2 separate regions of the Homo sapiens genome follow, and region 1 is linked to region 2. Evidence: chromatin loops called from intact Hi-C (ENCODE). Cell type or tissue: GM12878. All regions are shown on one strand. Links, peaks and the distances in the headings refer to the core of each region. The heading gives the core; the rest is flanking DNA. Region 1 has its middle 350 kb from the start of NR2F2-AS1. Region 2 overlaps LOC112268156 (a long non-coding RNA gene).

Region 1 (2,917 bases), core at 279-2,778, 64 kb after region 2:
GAAAGCATCTTTTGTTTCTTGGTACACAGTTCAGGGGAAGACAAAGATATAGAAACAAGAAGACCTAAAATAGTTGCTTAAAGACCATAAAAGCTTGTTTCTCTTTTACATTCAACTCGAAGATGAGTAGTCCAGGTTGGTGGAAGTTCCCTGTTCCACAGAGTCATTCAGGGACTCAGGCTCCTTCTGTGGGGAGTTTCCAGTTGAAGATAGGTCACAGCCCCTACTGAGTTCCAGCCAGCAGGAAGGAGATAGAGGCATGGAGGAGGCAACGACCCAAGGCCCAGGCTGGGAAATGGCACACATTACTTCTTCTCATATTCTTTGGCCATAAGTCAGTCATATGACCACATCTAACTGCAAGGGAGGCAAGGAAATGTGGTTTATCCATATGACCCAGAAGTAGGGAAGGATAGATTTTTGTGGGCAACTAGCAATCTTCATCCAACTGATTTGTTAAATGTCTTTGTAGCTGTAAACTGACTCTCCATGCCTGGGCCCTGAAGCTTCATGGCCATAAGATTTCATGCTTCGTGTTAAGAAAGAATATCTGTCTACGTGCAAATGAATAAACTGTCTGATATCAAATAATCTTCTGTCTTTAGCCTTTCTTATCTTCCTTTAAAAATGATCATAAACTTTCCTACTTAAACTGTCAGGCTTTATTTTCCTCCTATATGAGGAAAAGTTCCTGTACATTAACTTCATCTTATTTCTTTGTTTAATTAGACAGTCTCTATTTGGCATAACCCAAGCCTGATTTAAATTTCTTTTTTTTCCCTCATCTATTGTCTCTCTTATGGCCTTTTGTAGAAACTGTACTAATTTAGTGAATCTTTTATCTTGATCAGCCTCATCAAGCAAAGAAGTTACTTTTTTTTTTTTGGAAGTGTTTGTGAAAATTCTTTTGTATAGCTACTTCCTCTTAGGGGTTGGTCTTTTGTGCTTCTTACTTAATTCCATGGCTGTCAGTTCTAACTAAGGATGCTCCCAGTAGTGATGCTGGTGTAAGAGACAGTGTCTGCTTCTTTGGAACAAATGAATTTTAAAGATCCTCGTGGAGCACCTTAATGTCCCTCTGCTCAATCTCTTAAGAACCCACTTTTGTATCTATTAAATCTATCAACAGCCCTGGTGTTTGCGGGGGACAGGCTCTGTTTTCTTGATAAATTCATGAACACACTTTATTGTTTGGCTTTTTCTTAATCTTAGGTATAGATTTTCCTAGAAAAAAAAACCTAGGATGGTTCTGCCTACCTCCTCCTTGCAAGACAGAAGTATCATCAGCGTGCTGTTTTCAGTTTTATTGGTAGATCTCTCACAATGTGCTCTAATCTTTGAAACTGGGAAGGGAAAAGGAACCTCCCTGCTGAATTCCCCTCACAGCCCCTCTGCTGCGGGGCCCTGAGGCTCTGGAACCAGGCAGGGGTCGGGGGAGCGCAGTCTTTAGCTGTGCTCCTGCCCACTCATTACTTCCTCTATGAACCACAGCAGAGTTATGCTTGGACAATTTGCCCTGTTGTTCTCCACTCTTCATTGCCTTTTGCACCAGTCAGAACAAAACGCTGAGTCTCCCATGGATCAGAAAGAAGGGGAAAAAGGGGGCTTATCCATTCTCACCCATACACACCACACACACACACACATACACACCACGCACACACACACGAAAATATAATGCCTGTTTTCAAGCACCAGTTATGTACTAAGCACTTTGTATATACTGTATGCAAATTTCTCTTCATCCTTATAAACTAGCTGTTAGTTATTATCTCCTTTGTGCTCATTTGATCACTGAGCTTCAAGGGCCATACAAGCAGGCTCAGCTGACCTGACAGGACCTTGGGCAGAGAGGGCTGTCAAGAAGGTCCCCAATTCAGCCTTCTGCTGCCTTCTACATCTTGCAGCACATTTGCCCCTTTGAGATAACTGAAATTTTTTGAGCCTTCTGCTACTTGAGAAGATATGCTCCCTGGAGTTTCTATCCTTTGCAAAATCCTGGGCAACCTTGTCCGTTCTTCTGTCTCCCAAATCTGGACCTAGAATCCCTAACATCTCACCTAAGCTCGTGATGGGCATATCCAGGGACTTCTAAATTCATCTTCTGGCTATTCATGAAGAGTTAGCATCCTCTTTGCCCCACTCCACCCGCAACACACATATACATTCTTTATCTGCTATTATTCCCTGACATTTAAGACAGAAACCAGGAGTCACCCTCAGTTCATCTCTCCCCTCTAGTCTCCCATCTAACTGATCAGTGTGTCTTGCAGGACTGACGAGGGCAAAGCTGGGCCTCAGTGCTCCCGATACTCAGGCCCCAGTGGCCTCTTTTTGGAACAATTGTTTTGGACTCTTTCACTGACTCCTCTGCCTTAGGTCTCACTGGCTTTGATCCCGCTTTTCTATGGTGGCCAGAGGGACCTTTCTAAGATGCAGAACTAACCAGACCACTCTCTAAACAGAAAATTAAGAAACCCTGCAGAGAGCAAGTCCAGGCCCAGTCCTGCAGCATTGAGGCCTGCCTCCTCTCCGTCGCACTTTTATCTTGCAGTCTGATCTCCAAGCCCCACTCCCTTTGGAATATGCTAGGGGCTCAAGTGGTGTGAATGTCCCCAACCTCCAGGCTGCTGGTCTAGTTGTATGAGATACTCTCATTGCGTACAGTGCCCATATCCTTACAGTTAAAGCCTGTTTAAGACAACCCTGCCTTTCCTGCCATAACCTCACACTGACTAGAGACACACGCAAATGGGCAGGCATGCGTGCCCCCCACCCTGCCAAACACAAGGCAAGCCAGGCGTGCTTCTCTTTAACCATTATAAAGATGAATTTGTCTGCCCTCTCTTTCTTTGAAGAAGTCATCTCCTTGAGGACAGGCATTGTGTCTCTCTTCCAGTTGTCTCCAGCCCCTTGC
Region 2 (2,917 bases), core at 179-2,678:
TGGGGACTGCAGCAACCTTTGGCTCGGGTGCATGTGAAGCAGGTGCTGGGCAGTAGGGAGGAGTTAAAACATCGCTTGGAATGTTCCGGCGAGGTATCATCATGTATGGGCTTAATAAGACGCCATGACAGCAGAGGATTCTTACTCTGTGGGAGCTGACTCTAGTCCCCTGTTAGGAGATGGCAGGAGCAGCTATTCACACATACTTGTGAAATAAAACTAAGTTACACTCACACAGAGCCGTAGTGACTATAAAGGCAGTGTACACAGCTAGACGCTTTTAACTGAAAACACAAATTTTAACAGAATGTTGGTAAAGACATGGAAAATGTAGTTTCCCCATTTCTTGTAAACGTGGTTTCAGCTCTCACATCTATCCTATCCTGTATCTGTCTACATAATGCCTGTCACATGTCCACCTTGAAATCCACAGGGTATTGTGGGTGGATCTGAGAACTGCTAGAGAAAATTCTGAGATGGAATCACAATGGCATGATGACTCATTTTTCTTTATGTGTATCTGTCTTCAATTTCTTTTTCTCGTGGCAGAGTTTTAAGGGGTTACTGGTATCAGGTCCTGAATTCATTTGCTAAAGGTAGCTGCGGGATTTCAGAAAAAGCAGTTATTAAAAATAGTTGGACATTACCAGGAGAAACATCACTCAGGTCTCCAGTGGTTGTGGTTCTGCAAAAGTGTGGAGCTGTGTTTGATTTAAAATAACCAAATCTTTTTCTGGAAGTGTGTGCAAAGCTAGAAAGTAAGCTTGTAGAGAAGAAGGCATATTTTTGTATATTTTTGGGCAATGCAGTACCAAGTTATGGTATTGGAGTGGTCATGTTTACTAACTACTGGGAATGAATTTCTCTTCCTAAGCTATACATGACTTGATGTGTTGCTGAATTAGAGGACTGGAGTCCAGGGACCATGGACTTGATTTTCTTTGCATTATATCACTACACCCTCTATTGCTAGCTACAGGGGCGTGTGTGCTGTTGCTGGGCAATAAATACCCATGGCATTAAACATACTGACAAAACTAAGGATGGAAAGAACAGAAAGACATATTCACATCTTTAAAAGTGTATAAGAATTAAACTTCTCTATAATATTTTTCTAGCAACTGCACATTAGAATTAGAAAGACAAGCAACCACTTTAAATTAGAATACACGTTTGTTTTCCCCCGCAGGGAAATGAAGTCAGGGGGTGCTACATACCTTCTCTGTTCTGAAATGGACACATTTATTTCTCAGTAAATAACTTTTTTGGGGGTAAAATTACATTGGCCACTGTAGAATTCAATGCTTTCCTTCTGCGTATTTTTTTTCAAAACATTAATATTTTCTCTGCCAACCTTTGAATTCAAATGGGTGTTCTCATGGCTTTGGAGCTTTTGTTTGCATCATTAGAAATCCTTTTAAAAATGGGTGAATTAATTTGGTGGAATTAGGTTAACAAGTCATATCTGAAGCGCACTGGTTTACATTGTGGTTTGTGGTGAGTTTAAAGGCGGTTTCGTGAGAAAACTCCAAGTGCTGAAAGCAAACCTTTCTCAGCCCATAGTGTCTTGATGTACTAAGCACAGAATTTCCTTTTGTGGTCTAGGGTGACCTGGCATTGGATAATAAATATCTGTCAAAAGATTTCCTGAGGTTGACTGGAAGCATCATTGACACTTGAAGTTGTTGCTTTCACAGCATTATACGGTGAAACCGGAAAACTTTTCTTTTTAGTATATTGAAGTCACGTCTCTTTGTAATTATCTCCTAATAGACAATAATCATTTAATCCCCTATTAACTCGAATACTCACACCTCTTTTTGTTGTGTGGTCCAAGAAGTTATGCATAATAACTTCTGCATGAATCTTGCATTTCTTTGTTTACTCTTTTATTATCGTGTTTGTCCAACATTTGGAGAAGAAAAAACAAAAACAAAACAAACCGATGACTCCCCAGTTATCAAAAAAAGTCTTGTTAGAAGTTTGAGAAAGAAACACTCACACACACACACACACACACACACACACACACACGCCCCACACGGAAAGCCACAGCATGCTCACATTAACTGTGGAAACTGTTTTCCATTAATGTGTAATCAAGAAGCAGGCAGGCCATTTACTTTGAAAAATAAAATAAGAAACCAGTTGCCCTCCCCTCCATGCCCTTCCAGATTAGACTAAGCCCCCACATTCGACAACCTGTTTGTCAAACTTAGCCTCTCAAAGAATAAATTCCCTTTTTTGTCGCAGAACCAGTAACAAATCAGGAGGGGTGGATTTTTTGTAATGAGTTAAAATATTCCAAAAGCTTAAGGCTTCCATTGCAGTTGACCTTTAAGGCATGTTGCAGCAACAAAGTTAATTCACTCTGCACATGTTGCACAGCAACAGGTGGTAGACAACCACGGGGCCTGTGTGCATTCCTCCGTTTGCAAACCCCTGGCCCCTGGTATTCTGGGATTTACACTACCTCCCCCAGGCCCTGACTGACAAGCTAATCGGTGTGCTGGGAAGCGCTGAGCTATTGATTCCACTGTAACAGAACACCACCCTGTCAATGAAACTGCAATGAAATGCTTCAGCAACGAAGAAAGGGAGGCATTCGACTGTTGAGCAACTGGAAGAAATTTGCTTGTAGGTAGTGCGGCAGAAATGAAAAAGCTCTCCGGAGCAGGGCCTTGAAAAGCCAGGTTATTAAAAAAGCCACAAAGCTGGAGTCTGGCTGAGTGGAGAAAAACAGTTATGGTTCAGTTAGGCGTATCTAAAAGAAGAAGGGAGGAGGGGGTGCAGCTTTCAAAATTGCATTAATCCCTCGAGTACTTAATTTCTTTTCTTTTATGGAAGCTTGTAGTATAGCAACAAGTATTCAAGCAGTTAATAATTTTAAACAGTTTAGCTTACCTTAGGCAATATA

What was found. A loop is a pair of places that touch in the nucleus more often than their neighbours do. Peaks named below come from ENCODE experiments on the same cell type or tissue, not always from the same donor. Only the 100,000 strongest peaks of a DNase experiment are listed, where the experiment ranks them.
Region 1: a loop joins it to region 2, with 4 times the contacts of the local background. A loop is called at or near these places in 3 of 110 quality-filtered maps.

The regions. Positions count from the first base shown.
Region 1 is chr15:95,972,624-95,975,540 of GRCh38, reverse strand. No RefSeq gene overlaps it. Among named protein-coding and RNA genes, the nearest start is that of NR2F2-AS1, 350 kb to the left of the region's middle. In GM12878, for the core only: no CTCF peak of the experiment used is centred there; a DNase peak (open chromatin) is centred at 1,650; H3K27ac peaks cover 1,715 bases.
Region 2 is chr15:96,036,370-96,039,286 of GRCh38, reverse strand. All of the region lies in intron 1 of LOC112268156 (a long non-coding RNA gene), which reads right to left. Among named protein-coding and RNA genes, the nearest start is that of NR2F2-AS1, 290 kb to the left of the region's middle. In GM12878, for the core only: no CTCF peak of the experiment used is centred there; DNase peaks (open chromatin) are centred at 456 and 1,566; H3K27ac peaks cover 631 bases.